Regions from separate parts of the Homo sapiens genome. Here region 1 is linked to region 2. A link is an interaction called in ENCODE POLR2A ChIA-PET data of the cell type or tissue named here. Cell type or tissue: OCI-LY7. All regions are shown on one strand. Each heading gives the region's core, and the rest is flanking DNA. Links, peaks and the distances in the headings are about the cores only. Region 1 overlaps LINC01630 (long intergenic non-protein coding RNA 1630). Region 2 has its middle 57 kb from the start of LINC01630.

Region 1 (9,035 bases), core at 413-8,412, 84 kb after region 2:
GTCACTTGTACACAAAAAGTCCCATATGCAATTACTACAATGGAACAAAAAGGCTGAATAAACAGTGAACAATCAATAGTATTCCACACAGACAAGTCAGTGCTGATCGAGAACATTGGCATGATGTTCTTCAAAACAAAGCATGACAAAGATTTCTGAGGCACAATATTTACTGAAAAAAGAAAATTTTCTAAGTTTGCTAGAAATAATTTCAAAATTTGAATGGCCAAACATGTAAGATGGATAAGAAATTGTAAAATAAATTATCACTCTCTAGGATGGAGAATTTGATTCGTAATGATTAATTTAACAGGTAATTAAGTGAGACAAAATGCCACACATAAAAATTTAAAAGGTATGTGTTACTCAGTTCAATCAGATTGTGGCAGGGACAAAATGTCAGACAACTAACATTTGTTGTACATATGTTTGAATCAGAAGACAAAAACAAGAAGGTCGAAATGAGTATTTCATTGATTCTACACCTGTTGTAAAGTGCACACCTTTTTTTTTTTACTTAATTGAAGAATCAAAAAATCTTCTTTAGATAACAGGCATTAATTTAAAAGACTGACGAGGGCAGTGTAAGGCAATGGTGTTGATGTGGCTGCAAAAACAACATGGGCAAACTAGACTTTGGGCTGAAATATCCAGAACGAATCTTTGTTCCAGGTACTGTACATACTTAGAATTCATTACTAGGAGATGTGGCCTCGACTGTGCCAATTATAATTACATTTTTGGGGAATAATTCAGAGATTATGTCTGATAATCTCTTCACCAGTATAAATTGGCATATTTTGAAGAAATTCATATAAAATTTGATCCTGCAATCACTCTCAGATAACATGGTTGGGAAATGTGAAAGCAATTAGATTTAATCAGATATGATGCAAGGTGCATTAGAAGAGTTAGACAGAACAGCAGAAGATTCTCAAGTAGAGTGATTGTAGTCTTTGCAGAAAAAAGGTAATATTAAATTTGTACCATAAACATTATTTAGTATGAACTGATGTTTGCAAAAGGTCACAAATCCAAAAGGATCTAAGTTAGCTATTCACTTTTAAAAGGATTAAAAATATCTTAAACATTTTCAGAAAATACTTTTTTAAAATAAAAATGTCATGACAAATATGCAATAAAATGATATTGCAATAAATAGTCATGCATTGCTTGATGATGGGGATAGGTTAGGAGAAATGCATTGCTTGGTGATTTCACTGTTGTGCAAACGTCATAGCGTGTACTTACACAAACTTAGATGGCATAGCCTGCTACGTGTCTAGCCTATAAGGTATAGCCTATTGCTCCTAGGCTACAAACCTGTACAGCATGTCACTGTATTGAATATTGTAGGCAATCGTAACATGATGGTAAGTATTTGTATATCAAAACAGAAAAGATACAGTAAAAATATATAAAAGATTTAAAAAAATGGTACCCATGTATGGGGTACCTATCAAGAAAGGAGCCTGAAGGACTAGAAGTTGCTCTAGGTGAGTCAGTGAATGAGAAGTGAGTGAATGTGAATACCTAGGACATTATTGGACACTACTGCAGACTTTATAAACCCTGTAGCCTTATGCTACATTAGACTTATAAAAATATTTTTCTTTTTTCAATAACAAGTTATCTTACTGTGACTTTTTTACTTTACAAACTTCTAAATTTTAACTTTTGACTCTTTTATAATAACATTTAGCTTAAAACACAAACACCTTTTGGAGGCCGAGGCAGGCAGATTGCTTGAGCCCCGGAGTTAGAGACCAGCCTGGGCAACGTGGCAAGACCCCTTCTCCACAAAAAATACAAAAATTAGTCAGGTCTGGTGGCTCATAGCTGTAGTCCCAGCTACTAAGGAGGCTGAGGTGGGAGGATCACTCCAGCCTGGGAGGTCGAGGCTGCAGTGAACCATGATTGTCCTGCTGCACTCCAGCCTGGGCAACAAAGTGAGAACCTGTCTCAAAAATAAAAAATAATAAATAAATAAATAAATAAATAAATAAATTAATGGAAGAAAAAAGTACCCACAAACACATTGTACAGCTGTAAAAATTACTTTCTTTCTTGATATTCTTATTCCAAAAGTTTTTTTTTCTATTTAGCAATTATTTTCTACTTTTTTTTTTTTTTGAGATGGAGTCTCACCTTGTCATCCAGGCTGGAGTGCAGTGGCATGATCTCGGCTCACTGCAACTTCTGCCTCCTTGGTTCAAGTGATTCTCCTGCCTCAGTCTCCTGAGTAGCTGAGATTACAGGCATAGGCCACCACGTCCAGTCAATTTTTGTATTATTAGTAGAGATGGGGTTTCACCATGTTGGCCAGGCTGGTCTCGAACTCCTGACCTCAAGTGATTCACCGGCCTTGGCCTCCCAAAGTTCTGGGATTATAGGCGTGAGCCACCACACCTGGCTCTTTTTTTTTTTTTTTAACTTTTAAACTTTAAAAATATCATTGTTTCTCACTTTCACATCTTGTCCCACTAGAAGGTGTTCAGGGGCAATAGCACGCATGGAGCTGTCATCTCCTATGATAACAATGTCTTCTTTTGGGATGACTCCTGAAGGATCTGTCTGAGGCTGTTTTATAGGTAATTAAAAAAAAATAGAAGTAGTACGCTCTAAATTAACAACAATAGTATAGTATAGTAAATACACAAACCAGTAATAGTTATTTATTAACATTATCAAGCTTTATGTGCTGTATATAAATGTATCTGCTCCACTTTTAAATGGCTGGCACTGCAGTAGGTGTATTTACACCACAAACATGTGAGTAATGTATTGTGCTATGACTTTACGATGGCTACAATGTCGCTAGGTGGTAGGAATTTTTTAGCTCCATTATAATTTTTTAGGGCCACGGTCCCTGGTTGACCAAAATGTCATTAGATAGTGCATGTTTATAAGGCCAGGTGTGGTGGCTCACGCCTATAATCCCAGCACATTGGGATGCTGAGGTGGGCCGATCATGAGGTCAAGAGACCATCCTGGCCAACATGGGGAAACCCTGTCTCTACTAAAAATACAAAAATTAGCTGGGCATGGTGGTGCATGCCTGTAGTCCCATCTACTCAGGAGGCTGAGGCAGGAGAATCGCTTGAACCCGTGAGACAGAGGTTGCAATAGCCAAGATTGTGCCACTGCACTCCAGCCTGGTGACAGAGCGAGTCTCCGTCTCAAAAAAAAAGTATGAAAATGAAATGGCAATTATAATCATCATATCAGTGGAAATATTCTCAAAGCCATTTGAATAATTCAAGGATGACAAGAATTTATTGTATATTTTAAATGTTTATTTATGTAGCTATCTTTTAATATTTGAGCTCAGAATCTCCAAGGATTTCAGGAAGCTAAAGCAAAAAAAAATCCTCCTGAAATAGACAGAGTGAATGAAATGTTTGCAAATGCATATATCCATTGTGTAGATATTCATGATTCCTCAAGCACAAAGGCATATAGGTAAATGATACTCATGACTCGGACAATGCTTACTGAATGCCTGCTGCATGTCAGATATTGTGTTAGTGCCAGGGAGATGATGGATAAACAAAATAGACATAGTCTCTGCTCTCTATATAACTTACATGCTAGTAGGGAATATAGATGTGTAGACAGCAATTTTTAGATGATGTGCGGGATAATAGGATGAGGTGAATCCAGGGAGCTCACAAACAGAGGAGGGGCACTTCATTCAGTATTGAGTAGCGAGAAATAGTAGATTATAACACGAAGAACTAATAAAGGGATGAAAGAGCATTGACGACTAATAACAGAGGCATGTTCTCTTTGCTCTAGATTCTTGCATATGTGATGGCTTCTGCCTGGAGTCCTGTGACAGTCACACTAGGTGGTGCCTGGACTAGGCATGTTTTGAGGTGGCTGCTTTTCTCATATGCTTTTCTCTGGGATCTGACCATTCCTTTCATCTCTTGGCCAGGCATGTGTTGTGTCATCTCCATCCTTTCTTCCTTTTTCCCTCACTTCCTGTCTCCCTTTGTTCTTTCCTTCTTCTCTCCACCCCACCCATTACACCTGATTGCAACTAGGGTTACTCATATCATTGGCTGGTCATTAACCAACCAGTGTCTGTCTCCCCATATCTCTAGAGATTTTGAAGTTATAATACAGTAGTTATTAAGAAATTATTTTTAGGCGCTAGAAAGGGTGAAAGTTCTCCCTGGAATTTTCCTTTAAAAAGAAGGAACCCCCAAACTATTTCTTCTCTAACAGAAAGCAGCCTGAGAAGTCAGGCATAGACATGCAAACTAGAAGCTTTTATATGTAAATGGAAGCAGCTGTACCTGGAAGTCAGGTACATTCAATATGGCGTTTCCCGCCCTCTTTTCCTTGTCATCACATGTGCCAGGTGTCATGGCAGCCTCCAGATAAAATCACGTGTACAGATATCAAGGCCTCTGCCAGGTGGAGGCCGCATTTGCATAATAAAAGACTAGGGTGGGAGGGCCAGCCTTTTTGTGGGCTATGTAAATGGCACACCTGGTCAAAGCAATCCCCTGGGCCCTATGTAAATCAAACATCGCCTCCTCAAGCCTCTGTACAAACCAATTGCGTTCCACCACAAAAGATAAACCCTCTTTTCGGCGACCTGCTTTCTCAACATAAGGAAGCTTTTTCTCTCTCTTTTCTTTTGCTATTACACTTTCTGCTCCTGAACCCACTGCTCATGTATGTCCGTGTCCTGAATTCTTTCTTGACCGAGACCAAGAGCCAGGGTATATACCGCAGACAACGGAGCCGTTTCAGTAAGAGGCACAACAACTGCATTGAAACACAGTCTGTTGAGTAAATAAATAATTACCCTTCAACTTGATCCATGGGAACTCAAAGTACATTTTTGGAGCTTTCAGAACAAACAACGCTCATATCTTTATTATATCATCATAAAAATTTTCTTTATAAAGTATATGAAAATGATGCTAACTATAACCATATTATTCTGTTTCATAACCAGCAACAATGCATTAGTTCCCTCAACCAAATCATAAACTGTTAATATAGGAATGGATGCATTTAAAAACAGACATTTGTGTTCCAATTCACCAAAGGTTTGTTAGGTAATCTAAAATGAACTTAATTTTAGCTAAATTTTGGACTATTACATATGCTTTTTAAATAAGGCTTGAAGGGAAGAAGGATTGACTTTTAATTGTGATATCAGTAGTGAAACTGTTGTAGATTTCTGTTTCAGAGTTAAAAAATATTTGTTGAGTGGTGATGTAGCAGAATGTAACAGATATTGCCGAAATCTGCTCCCTAACAAACTGTTCCAAAACTCGGTGGCTTAAAATGATAATTCTCATGAATCTGATGTTAAGGGTAGTTTGATCTGAGCTGGGCTAGACTAGAGAGACTTGGCTCTGCTGCATGTCCCTGATCCTGCCTGAGGACAAGCAGGCTAGCCCAGGTATGCTCTTCTCATGGTGATGAGAGGCAAAGAGAGCAGGTGCACCCATACAGGATCTCTCAAGCCAAGGTTCAAAACTGGCAACCTGTCACTCCTGTCTCATTCTATGGTCCAAAAGTGTCTTATGGCCATACCCAAAGGGAAGGGGAAGTGATGTATGCCATTGCATAGTGAGAGGGTCCTGCAAGGTTTTATTGGAAGATCATGTAGACAAGGAGGGTGATGAAGAAGGGACAGCAATATAATCCACACACAAAAACTGCCTAGTTATTCAACGAACTCGCTTCTCTTCTTCCTGGAGCCCACAGTTACCCTATCTTTCCTTGCCTCTCAGGCAGTAATGTCTGGCTATGTAACTGAGCAGAAAGGACTTGGGCCACAAAGATTTCTAATGGGAACTCTGTGCTATTTCCCGTTTCTTTGGCTTGATGCAGACAAACTAAGAAAACTTGAAAGCCACGTATTGAATATATTCAGAAACACAAGATGAAGGAGGCTGTGTCCAATCAGCAACTTCTGTTTTTTTTTTTTTTTTTTTTTGAGACAGAGTCTTACTCTGTCGCCCAGGCTGGAGTGCAGTGGCACTGAACTCGGCTCACTGCAAGCTCCGCCTCCCAGGTTCATGCCATTCTCCTGCCTCAGCCTCCTGAGTAGCTGGGACTACAGGCGCCCACCACCACGCCCGGCTAATTTTTTTGTATTTTTAGTAGAGACGAGCTTTCACCAGATTAGCCAGGATGGTCTCGATCTCCTGACCTCATGATCCGCCCGCCTCGGCCTCCCAAAGTGCTGGGATTACAGGCTTGAGCCACCGCGCCCGGCCTGCAGCAACTTCCCTTTGGACTTTGAGAAGGAAATAAGCTTTTATTATGCTGGCACCATTACTTATTTTGGGGTTTGCTTATTACAGCAACTAGACTGGCTTACCCTAAATGATACATGTGATGTGTCTGGAGAAAGGCTCTAAAGATGCCTCCAGATTTCCTTGAGAGCACTTTAGACACACTGCCCTAATGCTTATTAGGTTCAGCTTTCATTCCTTATGGGTAGCTTCTCCATATTTGCCAAAATCAGGGAGGAGAAACCTTGATTGTCCTGAGGTTGGGGAGATATTCTTCCTGGTAACCAGGGCATGATATAACACTGTAGTGCAACATCAACACTTCAGTGACCAAAATAAGTTCCTGCAAAAGGTCAGGGATGGAATTGGCTTTCAGCTTCAATTAGGCCTTTTATTGCTTCATTACATTCTTGATTCCATCAGATTCCTTTATTGGGAAGAAAGGAGGAGGAGAAGTATTAGGAGAAGGAGGATTGTGTGGAAAAGTAAGCTTTATTTCAAGGCATTGACAAACTGGTAGGAAGGAGCACAGAGTTACCTGTCTATGTAGCAAGGGCTCAGTCAGGAGTCCCACCAATTCCTGCCTGAGGCCTACTCAATTTCCTCTTTGGGTTGAAACTAAAAAGTAGGCTTGCAGATGCCAGTGATGTCTTTGTTATCCAAACATGCTCCACATCCAGGAAAGAGAACACCTGGGGTCACCTTATTGAGGGATTTGCTTAATCATTAAAATAAATATTTACATTGAGAATACAGTTAAGTTAGCTTTCTTTGCACACTCACAGTTTTTAAAAGAGCCATAGGGCTTTCGTTCATGTTTTAAGCAATTAAGTTGGTAAAAATCCTGTCTCCATTTTCTAAGAGATGGATTACATTCAATTACTCCTCACAACAGCCAACTGGAAGATTGTCTCATTGCTTTTGAAGTACTGGTTGGGCTGGTGTCTGTGACGGTAGCAAAATAAATGAGATTTCTTTGTAACCCATGCTGATGCTGGATGCACTTGTTAGCCTGGCCCTTGTTCTGATACTCCACAATACAGCAGTTCAGCTGGTCATGCTCCTTAAGGAGCCACTGGGTAGTCGATTGATGTATTTGTCTGTTGTCACACTGCTATAAAGAACTACCTGAGACTGGATAATTTATGAAGAAAAGAGGTTTAATTGACTGACAGTTCCACAGGCTTAATAGGAAGCATGACTGGGAGGCCTCAGGAAACTTACAATCATGGCAGAAGTCGAAGGGGAAGCAAGCACCTTCTTTACAGGGTGGCAGGAGAGAGAGAGAGAGTGCAAGGGAGGAGGTGCTACACACTTCTAAACCATCAGATCTCATGAGAACTCACTATCATGAGAACAGCGAGGGGGAAATCTGCCCCCATGATCCGATCACCTCCTACCAAGTCCCTCCCCTAACACTGGGAATTACAACTTGAGATGAGATTTGCATGGGGACACAGAGCTGAATCGTATCAATTGACTTCTGCCTTGCCCCTCAGCCAGTCTGATACGAAGGCCACCTGCATTCTGAGGAGCCTCAGAAACCTTGGGCCACCATGTATCTCAGTTAGAGCCAATCAGCCACTTGGGCATGCATATTTCATCTGGCAACATGCGCTGGGGCCTGCCAGGCTGTGTCCTTTGCCAAGGCCCAACTCACACCAAAAGTCCTTTCCTTTTACAGGAAATGCCAGGGATGCTCTTGTTTGGAATTAGAATGTCTATTTTATTTTAGAGTTTAGTTTTAAATGTGCAATCCATTCCAAGTTTTAAAGCATTATCCATTTGGGCATATCGTCTTCAACAGTCATAAAAAGGCTTTCTATTTTTTTTATTTGAAACAATTTTGCCTCCTAAAGAAGCATCCCATATTTATAAGAGATAATACCTCCTACCACATCCATCAAATAAGATTTCCCCCTAGTGCCTAATGTTAGAATGCTACGCCTCTAAGCTTTTCTTCAGATTCTTTTTTCTATTTAGTAACAAGTAGAATGTGCTCATTACATCAACAAACCTAGGGATAAACATTTGGAAATCACCTCATTTTATGAGTTAGAGAAAACATATAATCGTCTAGTTTACTAGACATTCACCAATGCTTCCTTGGTGGCATGACATATAGAAAAAAAGGAGATTAGTATTGAAGATGAAAATAGCTTTATCGTGGGCAGAGTGGCAATTAGAATTTTTGTCTCCAGACCATATGGGTTCTTATTATAATTCCGTTTCTGGCCCTTTCCCTCCTGGAGTCCTCTAATCCTGGTGGGTTGTTCCTCACAGCTAACAGTAATGGTTAACATTTAGTGAGCACTCACCGGGTCTCAGGCATTTGACATCCACTTGCTTATTTAACTCTAAGAAAAAAATCCTATGAGTTGGATGTTGTGATCCCCATTTTACAGATGGGGAAACTGAGGCACACCCAGTAAGCGATGGGGCCATCGCTGAAACTCATACAGTCTGATTCCAGAGGTTGAGCTCTTCTCCACTGTGCTATATGCTAAGAACTAAGTCATAATTTCAAGGTTGGTTAGTCTTTTGTTCCAAAAGGAAGATCAATTCTGTTAGGAATCTCCAGTAACTTTGTCTTGGCTGAGTTGTTGGTGTCAGCTAGATGAAGATGCCCCCTTTTTAAGTCCTCTTCCCTTCTCTATAAAATATATTCACTGATTAGTAGTAATAGTGGACACAAACATTTTCAACTTTCTCATATGATTCAGGCCCAGGAAAAGCTAGATTCTTATTGTCTAACTGTATATAGCC
Region 2 (9,035 bases), core at 575-8,574:
TGCTTCCCCTAGCCCTCTTTACTTTTCCTATTCACACGTTGAATTTCTGAGCTCCTCTTTCTAGGTATGTCGGACATCTCCCCTGGGGGGAAAATATGAATACTTTCAGGAAATTCTTTTCTCATAGTCATTAAGGGTGGAGTTGGCCTCTCTCCAGGGATCCTCTCCTAATATCCAGCTCTAGAAACAAAAGGGAAAGAAAAATGTGGTGAGCTCACTGTGGGAAGACACTTGTCACAGAATTAAAAGCGTTGCTGACATAACAGACGAGCTCATGGCTTGTCTTTAAAACCCAGAATATGCTAATATTTCTCTCTATCTCAGTGGAAAACTACTTAATCAAAATTTGTAGGTACAGGCCCTGCAGGCTGCTCTTCATTGTGGTTTGTGAGAAAAGAAGGTAGGGAACAAGAGATGGAAACCCTCTCTTAAGTTTATGAATGTTTTTGGTTTTATTTATTGTTCAAAATGCTCTTTTTTTTTGAGGGAGTGGCAAATTTGCATATAAGATTTGCTGTTGTTTTATAGAGAAGGGTGTCTCTGTATAGAAAATGGGGCTAGGTGCTCACACCCACACCATTTAGATGGGGCAGTGGGTTGACCTACTATACTCTAGCTCTGCAGTTTAAATATTGGTCCAGGAGAGGCGGATCTTTCTTGTACTGACCCTGCAAGTGGGTACAGAACTTACATGACCATTGTTTGTTTTGTCTTTGTTTTTCTTTCCTCTTAAAATGTTTTCTTTTAAAGGCAGCCCAAGGTTAACAATGGATAATTTGCCGCTGTTTGCCCAGAGCAGCTCTCTCTGAAGGCTGTTTTTCCGTGGTGTGCAGCGGAGGCTTGGTAATGACATAGCTTTATCTTTGAAAGCAAACGTCCTTTCTATCAATGGATGCCTAAAACCCTTTGCAGGGTTAATTAATGCAGCTACAAAGTGGAAATAAGAAATGAAAGTGGATGGGAAGGGAAGAGCAGCTCAGAGCTGCAAGCAAAGGAGAAAAATGACACCTCTTATATTCCAAAGACACGCTAGTCTTCCCAGCTGCAGTACAGACTCTGTTAGGTCCAATTTAAACACTTATTAAAAAGGCGAAAGGAGATACGTCCAGGTGCCAGTGTGTTCAGACCTCTCCTGGTGTTATATTACAACAGTGATGATGATGATAATATGGCAGCTAACAGCAGAGTGCAGTCCATGCGCCAGGCACTATGTTAATGTTCTACATTAGGGTTTCTTGACCTTGGCACTATTGGCATTTGGGACAGGATAATTCTTTCTGGGGGGGCTGTTGGCTGCTCTGTGCACTGTAGGATGTTCAGCAGCATCCCTGGTCTCTGCTCACTAGACGCGAGGAGCATTCCTGCTTCCCAATTTGTGGCAACTCAAAATATCTCCAGATATTGCCAAATGTCCCATGGTGGGCAGACCATGGGATTAACCCAGTTTACATGGATTGCCTCATTTAATCGTCCAATAGTGTGAGAGGTAATATTATTTCCATTTTACCATGGAGAAACTGGAGAGGTGAAGGGGTTAGATGGCTCACCCAAGGTCATAACATATACAATTTCAGGCACTGAGGGCACTGAACATAAAACTAAGTGGTCTATTATGACTAATTTGTGTGTTCTTCTTACAAATGAATAGCTATTCTTAGTAGTTATATGCCATCTTATTTACCAAAATCCTAATCATATATAATCCTTGTATTACCTTTACGATGATAATGAAAATCGTTATCATGCCTTCATACTCTGCTAACATTACTTGAGATGTGAGGTGTCTTTAAATGTTGCCCAATTCATTATAGTTTTTTCTAAAAGAAAATATTTCAAATATATCAAGATGTAAAGGATGATACAATAAATGCCTGGATACATACCACCACATTTGTTTAACTTATTAATTTGTCATATTTGCTTTAGAATTATTTTATTTTATTTTGTTTTATTTTTTGAGATGGAATTTTGCTCTTGTCACCCAGGCTAGAGTGCAATGGCACCATCTCAGCTCACTGCAACCTCCGTCTCCCGGGTTCAAGCAATTCTCCAGCCTCAGCCTCTGGAGTAGCTGGGATTACAGATGTCCACCACCACGCCCAGCTAATTTTTGTATTTTTAGTAGAGACGGGGTTTCCCCATGTTGGCCAGGCTGGTCTTGAAGTTCTGACCTCAGGTGATCCGCCCACCTCGGCCTCCCAAAGTGCTGGGATTATAGGCATCAGCCACCATGCCCGGCCTAGAATTATTTTTAATTAAAAAGAAAAGTATTACCATGTTTTCTAGTTCCCATTTCACTCTCTTCCTGTCCAGAGGTAACCACTGTTCTGAATTTGGTTTATCATGCTTATGAATATTTTCATGTCCTATGATTTATATATGTAATTATAGGACATGAAAATATCCATGAGCATGTTTGTGTCCCCAAACAATATAGTTTCCCATGTTTGTAAATGTTATTTGAATGTTGTTATAATGAAATGTTCATTCTACATTTTCTTTTGCTTAACATTTAAAACATAATCTTTTTATTTTGAAATTATTTTAGATTTACAGAAAGTTGGCAAAGAGTACAGAGAGTTCTTGTATACCCTTTAGCAGGCGTCTCTTACTATTCCCAACTTACATTACCAGGTACGTTTGTCAAAGCTAAGAAGCCAACATTGTTAGAGTATCTGAACTAAATTCCAGACTTTATTAAGATTCTACTAGTTTTGCCGGGCATGGTGGCTCATGCCTGTAATCCCAGCACATTGGGAGGCTGAGGCGGATGGGTCACTTGAGGTCAGGGGTTTGAGACCTGGCCAACATGGTGAAACCCCATCTCTACCAAAAATATAAAAAATTAGCCAGCTGTGGTGGCATGTGCATCTGAACTAAATTACAGATTTTATTAAGATTCTACTAGTTTTGCTGGGCATGGTGCCTCATGCCTGTATTCCCAGCACTTTGGGAGGCCAAGGTAGGCAGATCACCTGAGGTCAGAACTTCAAGACCAGCCTGGCCAACATGGCGAAATCCCATCTCTACTGAAAATACAAAAATTAGCCGGGTGTGGTGGTGGGCATCTGTAATCCCAGCTACTTGGGAGGCTGAGACAGGAGAATCACTTGAACCACGGAGGTGGAGGTTGCAGTGAGCTGAGATCGTTCTACTGCACTCCAGCCTGGGCAACAGAGTGAGACTCCATCTCAAAAAAAAAAAAAAAAAGATTCTACTAGTTTTTCCATTAATGTCCCTTTTCTGTTTTGGGATTCATCCAGAAATAAACCACATTGAATTTGGCTTCATTGTCCTTTGTTTTTCCTCAAAGAACAGCTTTATTGAGACACACCATACAATTCACCGATTTAATCAATGTTTTTAGTATATTTACAATTTTAAAACATTATCATCATCCTCAAAAGAGACCTTGTTTCTATTAGCGATGGTGTCCCATTGCCCCCTCTCCCTGGGGGCATTAACCATTAAGCTATTTTCTGCCTCTATAGATTTGTCTATTCTGGTCTTTTCATATGAAGAGAATAATACAATATATGGTCCTTTGCAGCTGGCTTCTTTCACTTAGTATAATGTTTTCATGGTTCATCTATGTTGTAGCATGGATCAGTACTTCATTATCGGATATTATATATATTTTTACCTTTGGATATTTCATTGTATGGATTTTCCACATTTTATCAATTCACCAGTTGACACGCCTAGATTTCTACCTTTTGGCTATTATGAATAATGCTGCTATGACCACTCTTGCAGGTTTTTGTATGAACACATTTTCATTTCTCTTGGGTATATAGATGGGAGTGGAGTTGCTGGGTCATATAGCAATGTTGTGTTTAACATTTTGAGGAATTGCCAGATTCTTTTCCAAAGTGGCTGCAACATTTTACATTACTACCAGCAGTGTATGAGGGCTCCAATTTCTCCACATCCTCACCAACATTTGTGATTATCTGCCTTTTTGATGATAGCCATTCTAGTGCATGTGAAGTGGTTCATTATATGATTTTGATTTACATTTTCTTGATGGCCTATGATGTTGAGAACCTTTTCATGTGTATATTGCCTTTTTCTATATCTTCTTTGGAGAAATGTCGATTAATGTCCTTTGCCCATATTTTAATTGGGTTATTTGCCTTTTTAGTATTAAGTGGTAACAATTTTTTACACATTCTGGATACAAAACTTTTAATAGGTTATATGACTTGCAAATATTTTCTCCCATTCTGTGGGTTGTCTTTTCACTTTCTTGATGGTGTCATTTGAAGCAAGAAAAGTCTTTAAGTTTTATAAAGTCCAATTTATCTACTTTTTCTTTCGTTGTTCAACTTTTTTTTGAGATGCATTCAGGTTGATTTAACTTTTTTTTTTTTTTTTTTGAGGCAGAGTTTCACTCTTTTTGCGCAGGCTGGAGTGCAATGGTGCGATCTTGGCTCACTGCAACCTCCACCTCCTGGGTTCAAGCGATTCTCCTGCCTCAGCCTCCCAAGCAGCTGGGATTACAGGCACCCACCATCACGCCCAGCTAATTTTTTATATTTTTGGTAGAGACGAGGTTCCACTATGTTGGCCAGGCTGGTCTCTAACTCCTGACCTCAGGCAATCCACCCGCCTCAGCCTCCCAAAGTGCTAGGATTACAGATGTGAGCCACTGCACCCAGCCTCCGATTTAACTTTTTATAGTTTAAGCTGCGTAGTGTTTGTGGTATAAATTTTAAAAATTATTTTTATATTGCATCTCCCATTGATGGACATTAGATGTTTCCAGTGTTTATGCGATTATAAACACTATTGTCCCATGATAGACATTAGATTGTTTCTATCACTTACACTATTATAAACACTATTGTACATATCTTCTTGAGAACACTTGAGAATGTTTCCCTAGGCTATACACTTAGAAGTGGAATTGCTTGAGTCTTAGATATGAGTGTCTTCAATTTAACAAGATTCTTCTAAATTGCCTTACAAAGTTGATGAACAACTTACATGCCCATTTCAGTATATGAGTGTTCCATCTTGCCAGCTTTTGGTGTAAACAGATTTTAATTTTTCGCAATGTCATTGGATGTGAGATGGTATATCACATGGCTACCTTCCTTTGCATTTACCTGATTACTGTGAGATTCATTCTTTTATATATTCCTAGGCCATTGTTTCTAACCTTGGTCCATTCTTCAAGTGTATTCTTTTCCTTAGGTACTACTATTAAGTATTATTAATAATAGCTTTTATGTTATTTTTGTTGTAACTGGATATTAATTATTTTTAGGTTGCTTGTGTTGCAACTATGTTTTGAATGAATGCATCAAATAGGTCTTTTTACCCCTACGATTTTTGAGTTGGGAATCTTTTTAAAATAATTCCTCCCTATTTCAAGGTAAGAAAAATGTGTTCCTACACTTTCTTCAAAGTTTCAAGTTTAACTTTATATCATTTAGGTACTTAATAACCTTGAAATTGCTTTTTGAGTACTGTGCAATTTGCAGAAACTACCTTTTTTCCTCTGAATAGGAAAACTAATGGTCCTTCCTGGAACGATTTATTGAAGAGTCAATCTTCTCTCCACTGATTTGTAATGATATTTCTTTTTTTTTTTTTTTGAGTTGGGGTCTCACTCTGTCACCCAAACTGGAGTGAAGTGGCACGATCTTCATTGGAATTGCTCACTGCAATCTCTGCCTCCCAGGCTCAAGTGATCCTCCCACCTTAGCCTCCTGAGTAGCTGGGACCACAGGCACATGTCACCATACCCAGCTAATATTTTTTATTTTTGGAAGAGACGGAGTTTTGCCATGTTGCCCAGGCTGGTCCTGAACTCCTGAGCTCAAGTGATCCTTCCACCTTGGCCTCCCAAAGTGCTGGGATAGAGTGAGCCACTGTGCCTGGCCATCTTTCTGTTTTGTTTAAAACATTTTTAATATATGTTTTTATATAAGCTTAATATATGGGTCTATATCTGGGCTCTCTATGATACTTCACTAATTGACTTGCCTATCTCTGGTCAATACAACAGTAAGTGCTATATATAATAAGTCTTTATATGTGGTAGAGTAAGAATCCTCTATGTTATTATTCTTCTTCAAAATTGTCTTAACTATTTTTGGCTTTTTGCTTGTCAATCTTAATTTCAGTATAATTTAAAATCATTTTAAGTCATAACTTAAATTCAGTTTAATTTAAACAAATCTTTTGGGATTTCAATTAGAATTGCATTTAATTTGTTTGGAAACTGGAACCTTCTCATACTGAATATTTCTATCCATGAAGATGGTATCTCTTTCCACTTATTCAGGTCTCATTTTAATACCCTTACTTTCTTACCTTTTACTTTCATATAATTTCTTCCATAATTTCTCTCTTTTATTTCTGTTTTCAGTTTGTATAACTGTGTTTTACTCTTTAACTCACTTCCACAACAAATGAGCAGCCATGATTTTCTCAGAGATTTGAGATCTGCAGCTAAGGAAACACACCAGGGACTAAGAATTATTGATCAAACCATAGACCAGGGGCAATGGAGCTCATCTTGTTGAGACAAATTCCCCTCCTGAAAGCCCTATACACATTCAGCTTTGTTTGCAAGCACCATAGGGTCAACAAGATTACATCTGATATGTCCTTTCATCTTTTATATTTCTCCTTTAGAACTTCACCTTCTTTAGAAATACTTTGATTTCTCTGAATGTTTTTATCTTTCCTTCTTCATTAAGATAATTTGCTAATTATGAAGTCAGAATAGCATTTCTGAGAACTTTCCAGTCTTTGTGAGCCATGTCTTCTTCAAAATCTTTTATCATGGAGCCAGGCATGGTGGCTCACGCCTGTAATCCCAGCGCTTTGGAAAGCTGAAGTGGGCAGATAGCTTGAGCTCAGGAGTTTGAGACAAGCCTGGGAAGCGTGGTGCAACCCTGTTTCTACCAAAAATACAAAAAAATTAGCTGGGCATGGTGGCGTGCACCTGTGGTCTCAGCTACTTGGGAGGCTGAGGTAGGAGGATTGCTTGGGCCCGGGAGGTGGGGGTTGCAGTGAGCCAAGATTGTGCCGCTGCACTCCAGCCTTGGCAAAAACCAGACCCCATTAAAAAAATCTTTTATCATGGAATTATAATCATCTTTTCTTAACTTTCTGAAATTGAAAATGCTAGGGCTTATATCTGATTATGCCCAAAGTTTCTTTTATGGTTCTAAAATGACAGGATACTTTTTCCTCAACAATACCACACTTTTATTTTGCCAATAGCTTTCTTTCCATGAGCAAGAATTAGGTGCAGAACAGCAGTTTCTTTAGCAGCTTCTTTTATTCTCTGGGGGACAGACTGCTAAATGAGTCATATGTTCTGTTTTTATTTGAATGAGATTTCCATTTCCAAATATCTAAAGTCTCCTGTGACTACTGTCTATTTTATTTATGGTCTACCTCAGGAATGTATCATCTATTTCCCCACATAATCAAGTAGGAAAGTTGGAAAATGTGGAGGAGGTGATTTGCAACTACACGAGAAGAAAATTCAAGGCAACTTTCACATCCACTAGCAAGATGTTGAACCAGTATTTCACATAGGAAAAGACAGAAAGGAAGAAATCAGAAAGAATTACACACACGCAAACACACACATCCATATCAACCGCTCCTTAGTCTTCTTCAAAAAGTGCTCAGCATTGTAACCTGAAGGTGTTTCTTGTCCTGCCATCAATAGAACTTGTGCAACGGCATGGTTTGCCCTACATCAGCAACATCCCACTCCTGTGCCTGGTCCTCATATAAATAATGACAAACATTTTGAGATAGCTAATTGTGGTCAGGAATGTAGTATAGGTATATGGAAAAAGTGATCCTCTGTGTGAAGCCAATGGGTCATTTCTTTTTTGAGGAGAGGTGTTGGGGGTGGGTGTTCCTTTCTTGCTGATTCTCTGATTGGTTGATTATGAGACATTTTTATCTAGTAACTTGGTCTTCTCAAATGTCAGTTCTTGTCTTAGATTTTTGTTTCATAGTTAATGAGTTGATGTTTGAATCTAGTTGGGCTACTTCTCAGTGGCAATCACCTCACCTATGAATTGAGGAAATATCTTTAGCAAAGTAAGAAACAAAGAAATCTCCTACTCTCCCTATAAGAAGAACATGTTTCTTTAGATTAGGCGTTCTCAGTCTTGGCATTATTGACATTTTGTACCAGATAATTCTTTCTTGTGAGGAGCTGTCCTGGTCATTATAGAATGTTTAGCAGCATCCTTGGTCTCTACCCAGTAGAACCAGTAGCACCTCCCTCCCTGCCCAGTTGTGACAATCAAGAGTATCTCTAGACATTGCCAAATGCCCTCTGGGGGACTAGATTGCCTCCTGTTGAGAACAACTGGTTTTAGTTCTTTGAACCTTTATAAAGAAATGAGTGTATATGAATAATTTTTATGGTATTCCCGTATTATAATTTATAGCAGTATATTAAAACTAATCTCCTGTGGCGCAAGAGCTAATTAATTTGTGTTAGTAAAGGGCTTTGAGATCCAAAACTGAAAGTAGTTACAAGGAACAAATATCATTACAATGATTTATTTGTATCCTGTTATTTAATGTTACGATATGGATGAGGTTTTGCAATTTATTATCATAAGGTGAAGGAGAACTCATTGCCTGCCAAAATGAAAATATACAGTAGATACAGTAATATATCTATTCCATATATTTTAACAGGGAGTTGCCTGCTTGCATTTATCAACTGTGTTAGGTGAGGGTGAATTATGAGACCTCACACGAAAAGGTGTATCTCTTTTTATGCACTCATAATTCAGAAATAGTGGCTGAATGAATTTGGAGAAGATCACTTTCTTAAAAAAAAAAAAAAAAAAGCACTATAGGACTCAGGTCAGCTTGAGGGATTTCAACTCCCAGAATTATTTCTGTGCCTAGGGGAGTATTAAAGTGAACTAATCAGAAAGTACATGCAAAGTCGAGAAGGCTGTAACTTTTGTCTTTATTGCTGTGGTCTAGTGTTGTAAGCCGAAGAATCTCAAGCTAACATTTTGAGGTATCAT

What was found. ChIA-PET counts read pairs that join two places held together with the same protein. Peaks named below come from ENCODE experiments on the same cell type or tissue, not always from the same donor. Only the 100,000 strongest peaks of a DNase experiment are listed, where the experiment ranks them.
Region 1: POLR2A ChIA-PET joins it to region 2 with 5 read pairs; 2 of 35 experiments call an interaction of 5 or more read pairs at or near these places.

Annotation. Positions count from the first base shown.
Region 1 is chr18:51,413,881-51,422,915 of GRCh38, forward strand. All of the region lies in intron 1 of LINC01630 (long intergenic non-protein coding RNA 1630), which reads left to right. It also overlaps the pseudogene SS18L2P2. Among named protein-coding and RNA genes, the nearest start is that of LINC01630, 26 kb to the left of the region's middle. RefSeq lists enhancers at 3,655-4,202, 7,535-8,309. In OCI-LY7, for the core only: no CTCF peak of the experiment used is centred there; a DNase peak (open chromatin) is centred at 4,451; H3K4me3 peaks cover 367 bases.
Region 2 is chr18:51,330,189-51,339,223 of GRCh38, forward strand. No RefSeq gene overlaps it. Among named protein-coding and RNA genes, the nearest start is that of LINC01630, 57 kb to the right of the region's middle. In OCI-LY7, for the core only: no CTCF peak of the experiment used is centred there; no DNase peak of the experiment used is centred there.